2 separate regions of the Homo sapiens genome follow, and region 2 is linked to region 1. The links are chromatin contacts, found by Hi-C or POLR2A ChIA-PET in ENCODE. All regions are on one chromosome and are shown on one strand. Each heading gives the region's core, a stretch centred on a gene start or an enhancer-like site at or near the end of the contact. The rest is flanking DNA. Distances are from core to core; before and after follow the strand shown.

Region 1 (3,059 bases), core at 123-2,622:
CACTCTTGGGTTCACATCGGGCCACCTCCTGGCTGGGCGGGATGAGCCCTGTGGGGCTGGGACGTGCATGTCAGCAAAGGAGCCAGCACCAGGCTGGTCTGGAGATGCTAACCCAGAGGTTCCTGGATCTGGCAGGCTGTGCGCGGCCCTCCTGGCCTGGCCGTGTCCTCAGCTGGTGCTGCAGCCCATCCTCTCTGATCCGCACAGACCTGTGGCCACCCTTGTGTGTGTCTGCGGCACATTTAAATTACACATGAATTGAGAGAAGGACCTGCCCCGTGGACCTCTGCAGCCTCCACAGGACCTGCAGGTGCGGAGTGGTTCCTTTCTCATGGTGTCGAGGGCCAGCAGGCTGCACTCTGTCTCCCCACGCGAAGTGCCACAAATAGCCGATGTCTCCCCGCCCTTTCCTCAGCTGCTACTGCTGGGTTCTAACCTCCAACAGGCCAGCCCCAAACCAGGCCCCTGGCACCTGCTCAGGCCAGCCAGCCCGTCGGCCCCTCTGTGGGTGTCTGGTCTCAGGCCCTGACCTCTGGTGCTATGCCTCAGCACCCAGAAATGCTCTGCACGCAGTGGTCCCCGGTCCACAAAATGCACCCCTGTATGTTCACACACATGCATGTGTTCCAATAATACACACTCACAAGCCTCACATACACACATATGCCTATACAGTACACACAGGCACACACAATAAAACTCATACACACACATACACACACACATGACACACACAAGCACATACGTGCATATACATTACACACATACAACACACACAAGAATGCAAACACACATATGCATATACATTACACACAGGCACACACAACACACTCATATGTACACACGTACACAACACACAACACTCATGAGCACACACGCATATGCATATACATTACACACGGGCATACACAACACACATGCATACACACAGGTACACACAATAAAACTCACATGCACACACATACACACACAACACACACAAGTATGAGACCCCACAGTCAACCAGATCGAAGTAAACGGACGATTGGATGGAGCGGAAATCCCCTATCACCCTCTGCTTTGAATAGTTTGCTATCTGCATGATTTAAAGGAAAACTGAAGCTCTTATTAGAATAAAGTAAAAATGATCATTTCTTACCTTAAAATATAAACACGTGTCTGTATGTCATGTGTGGCCTGTCAGGAAGATGATTTGCATTGTCGGTTTCTGAGTGTGCTTTACAGGAAATAAAGGATGAGGCCCCTTCACGTGATGGGCTCCCGTCTTGCACGCTGGTTACCCCTTGGAGCTTCCCGTTTATGTGGATTGTGGCAGTGACTTGAAGTGGAGCCGAGTGTAGTGACCTCTTGTTAACGCCAGAGAGGTCTGTGGACCAGTGTGCTTTCTGCTCACATCGACTGAGAGTGCCACTGGGTAACAGCGGCATTCTCACTGAGTGTTTTCTTCATCATACAACTGCACCTCTGACGATCTCAGCCCACACAGTGGGAGGCGCTCCGAGGGCACGGGAAGCACCGGGCGACCTCAGGAGCTGCAGCGCCGCCAAGATGTTGGCCTCTTTTATTTCCTCACTTTCCCTTTTATATGGTTTTAGCTCTCACATTCTATTTAACTCTCTTTATAGCCATTTGCCATTGTGTGAGATGGCAGTTGCCTGCAATCTCCTGGGACTTGCTACTCTGGACGGAGGCTGAGCCCCTGAAGTCCACCCATCTATGACTCCTGGTCCACCCAGGCATTGGCCCTGCCTGGGGATCGTGCCTGAGTCTGCGCGGCCCTCTCCACTCAGAGCCGCCTCAGAGCCTCCTCCACAGCCCACGTAGCCCTGCCCGCTTTCCCTGGGATTTCGGGTGCAGTCGCAGGGTTAGGGGTGAGGGTTGGCCCCCCTCCAGGCAGGAGTGCCAAGTCCTTTCCAGTGCGGCTGCCCAGTCTACCGCGGACCTCAAGGTTTGGAGGCAAATGGCCCCACATCCCTCCTGACACCAGGACACCCAGACTTTCTGTTCCTGCAGGTCCCATGGGTGTCGGATGGGGCCTCAGGCTGAGCAGCGCATGTGGGTGCCCAGTTCATTTGTGAAACACCTTCTGTGTCCTCTGCAATCACCCTGCAGGGCTGTTCAGGGTCCTCGTGGGTGTGAGGTCTGCAGGACAGCGGCCCACAAGGTGCCCACGCCCATTCTCAGAACCTGAAATGTGTCACCTGTGTGGCAAGAGGGGCCGTGCAAATGCCATTAAATCGAGGACACTGAGCAGGGAGGTGTTGCCACATGATTCAGGGGGCCTGATGTCCTCACGGGCATCCATAAAAAGGAAAAGAGGGAGGTGGAGGGTCGGGCTGGCCAGAAGGCCAGGCACAGACCAGACAGAGGCTGGGGTAGAGCACAGAGAGGGTTTCTCCCAGGAGCCTCCAGAAGGAACCAGCCCTGCCCACTTCTGGATTTTCGCTCACAAAGACTTGGGCGGGATTTCTGACCTTGAGAACTGGAAGGAAATAAATTTGTGTTCTTTAAAGCCACTAAATTCATGGAAATTTGTTGCAGCAGCAAGAAGAAAGGACTCCGTTGCAGAAGAGGTCTGTAAAAAAGATCTTTGGTATCTATCATTTTTAGTTGCGTGTATTCCAAAATCTCCCAGTCTGAAATTTTTAAGATGTTTTTTGATGAAGAAAAGTTTATAATTTAAATATGGTCAAATTACCAACATTCTATATTTAGCTTTCTTTAAGATAAGCTTTCCTATTTCAAGGAGTAAAAGATACTCACCTATATGGTGTAAATTAATGGAGAGATATATCATGTTCATAGATAGGAAATGACAATTTTAGCCAGTTTGAATCTATAGACTCAGCCCAATTCAAATCAAAGTCCCAATAGAGTTTTCTATGGAGCTCAATGAGCTGATTCTCCAAGTGTGAGGAAAGAAGGATCCAGGGAAAGCCCATACTCCTTGCTGTGGTGTTTAGGGGGGTGAAATTTTTGTGTCAACTTGACCGGGCCAAGAGGTGCCCAGATACTTGGTCAAGCATTATTCCAGTGTGTCTGTGAGGGTGTTGTTGCGG
Region 2 (3,050 bases), core at 322-2,821, 470 kb after region 1:
CACAGGAGGACTCCCTATCCCACAGGAGGAGCCCCTATCCCACAGGAGGAGCCCCTATCCCACAGGAGGAGTCCCTATCCCACAGGAGGAGTCCCTATCCCACAGGAGGAGCCCCTATCCCACAGGAGGAGTCCCTATCCCACAGGAGGAGCCACTATCCCATAGGAGGAGTCCCTATCCCATAGGAGTCCCTATCCCACAGGAGGAGCCCCTATCCCACAGGAGGAGCCCCTATCCCACAGGAGGACTCCCTATCCCACAGGAGGAGCCCCTATCCCACAGGAGGAGCCCCTATCCCACAGGAGGAGCCCCTATCCCACAGGAGGAATCCCTATCCCACAGGAGGAGCCCCTATCCCACAGGAGGAGCCCCTATCCCGTAAGAGGAGCTCATATCCCGCAGGAGGAGCCCCTATCCCGTAAGAGGAGCTCATATCCCGCAGGAGGAGCCCCTATCCCGCAGGAGGAGTCCCTATCCCGCAGGAGGAGTCCCTATCCCGCAGGAGGAGCCCCTATCCCGCAGGAGGAGCCCCTATCCCACAGGAGGAGCCCCTATCCCACAGGAGGAATCCCTATCCCACAGGAGGAGCCCCTATCCCACAGGAGGAGTCCCTATCCCACAGGAGGAGCCCCTATCCCACAGGAGGAATCCCTATCCCACAGGAGGAGTCCCTATCCCACAGGAGGAGCCCCTATCCCACAGGAGGAATCCCTATCCCACAGGAGGAGCCCCTATCCCACAGGAGGAGCCCCTATCCCACAGGAGGAGCCCCTATCCCACAGGAGGAGCCCCTATCCCACAGGAGGAGCCCCTATCCCACAGGAGGAGTCCTTATCCCGTAAGAGGAGCTCATATCCTGCAGGAGGAGTCCCTATGCCACAGGAGGAGCCCCTATCCCACAGGAGGAGTCCCTATCCCACAGGAGGAGCCCCTATCCCACAGGAGGAGCCCCTATCCCACAGGAGGAATCCCTATCCCACAGGAGGAGCCCCTATCCCACAGGAGGAGTCCCTATCCCGTAAGAGGAGCCCCTATCCCACAGGAGGAGTCCCTATCCCACAGGAGGAGCCACTATCCCATAGGAGGAGTCCCTATCCCATAGGAGTCCCTATCCCACAGGAGGAGCCCCTATCCCACAGGAGGAGCCCCTATCCCACAGGAGGAGTCCCTATCCCGTAAGAGGAGCTCATATCCTGCAGGAGGAGTCCCTATCCCACAGGAGGAGTCCCTATCCCACAGGAGGAGCCACTATCCCATAGGAGGAGTCCCTATCCCATAGGAGTCCCTATCCCACAGGAGGAGCCCCTATCCCACAGGAGGAGCCCCTATCCCACAGGAGGAGTCCCTATCCCGTAAGAGGAGCTCATATCCTGCAGGAGGAGTCCCTATGCCACAGGAGGAGCCCCTATCCCACAGGAGGAGTCCCTATCCCACAGGAGGAGCCCCTATCCCACAGGAGGAGCCCCTATCCTGGGTGGCCGGGGACACAAGGTTGTGAAGGGGACAGAGCGATGAGTGGGAATGCCCACACTGGGGGTCGGGGTGGCTGGGGACACAAGAGAGGATGTGAGTCAGACCCGAAAGTGAAAGTCCTGCTGGCTCAGCCGCATGCTGGACCTCACAGTAAGCAAGTGCTGCCACAGGAGTCTTTATGTACAAGAGTGACAATATCAGAGTTTTCTTGCAGGATGACCATCTCAGCGGTGCCTGGTGGAGCAAATGAGGTGACAGTTGAAGGTGGTGGGGACTCTGTGAACAGCAAATGCAGGAAAGGGAAGCCAAGAAACACTTCATTTAAAGCTTGAAATAGGAGTTGCCAGAGGCGTTAGCCCAGGTCCCTCAGCAGGAAACAGGACCTTGGGGTGTCTAACCCCCAACCCTGTGCCCCAGGGTTATGGGGTCTATGAGTTCTGCAAGGGTTCCCAAAAATACATAAGAACTGGAGCAAAGATTCTTTTCTCCAAAATATGAAAGTAAAAAATCCGATTGATATTTGAATGCTTACAAACAAAATTTCCCATCTATGAGCACAATGCATATGAGCACAGTGCACCTCAACCCTCACATACTTCCTATCAATTCTACTTCGTGTGGGCTACTGAGGCAGTTTCACACGTTTGGTGGGATTTGCATGGAGCCTCCAGATGTCGGAGGTCTTGAAGCCTGAGACGCAGAGAGAGAAAAAGGAGAAAGGGAGTGAGAGAGAAGCAGTGAGTGACCACAGAGGAGCGCTGAGACTTCCTCCTCCTAATACCCCACTTTTTCCAACTCGAGTGTCAAGGACTTTGCATGCACTGGGGCCTGGGAAAGCCACAGTTCAGTGGTCCTACTGTGGTTTTTAGGGCCACAAAGAACCTTTCACTTTGCCCTCAAACCAAATTGGTACCCTCCTATTGCTGAAGACAGCTTCCTTTGTTTTCCATTTCAGCAGAAACAAGTGAGGTAGCAGAGAAGCACTGAGGACCCCAAAAAGCCCCCTAGGGTTCGGATCTCGCCCAAGAGAGGCATCATGACTGCAGGTTTGGGCACGGGGGTGGGAAATGGAGGCCTCCACTCATCCTTAACACACAGGGACCTGTGTGGCTGGCGTTCATTGTGCTAAGCGTCTTAGAAAAATAGCTATTAAATATATAAACTGTTAAATGTGTATGAATCCCTTGTACCTAATGGCAAAGATGAGACACTCACATGGCATGCATTCAGACCGAAGGGGCTGCTCCTGAGTGCTCTGACCACAAAACACAGGGGCCGGGGGCCTGCACATCAGAGGCCTGGAGATGAGGCGCCCTGAGGCACTAACTAAATGTTTGGGTATGCCTAGGAGGTCAAGAATAACTAAGCTCGTGCGTAGCCTAAGAAATGCTGAATAATTTTCTAAGAAAAATGATGGCAGATACAACATTCATAATATCTGGCACATAGAGGGTACACAAATATTTGTTGCATATTTGAATGAATAGCAGAGCATTTGCATTTTTGTGTAATTTTTATCATCGTATAATCAAAATCCAAAATTCATAGCAACATCCACCAGGCAAAGAGCTCAATGG

The links. Hi-C counts contacts between places; a loop is a spot of excess contacts on that map. ChIA-PET counts read pairs that join two places held with the same protein, here RNA polymerase II (POLR2A). Pooled maps may share reads with other maps.
Region 2: a pooled map shows a loop between it and region 1 (2.4-fold over the local background). The contact joins two enhancer-like sites. A Hi-C loop is called at or near these places in 1 of 50 pooled maps. POLR2A ChIA-PET finds 5 or more read pairs at or near these places in 3 of 52 experiments (OCI-LY7, WTC11 and activated naive CD4-positive, alpha-beta T cell).

The regions. Positions count from the first base shown.
Region 1 is chr6:169,988,944-169,992,002 of GRCh38, forward strand. No RefSeq gene overlaps it. Among named protein-coding and RNA genes, the nearest start is that of LINC00242, 190 kb to the left of the region's middle. Within about 2 kb of position 1,373, at least 4 of the 41 ENCODE cell types and tissues checked have a DNase peak (open chromatin) inside an H3K27ac peak, as active enhancers do.
Region 2 is chr6:170,458,065-170,461,114 of GRCh38, forward strand. LOC124901235 reads right to left here. Exons shown (of 3, transcript XM_047419615.1): 3 at 1,267-3,050. Among named protein-coding and RNA genes, the nearest start is that of PSMB1, 94 kb to the right of the region's middle. Within about 2 kb of position 1,572, at least 3 of the 41 ENCODE cell types and tissues checked have a DNase peak (open chromatin) inside an H3K27ac peak, as active enhancers do.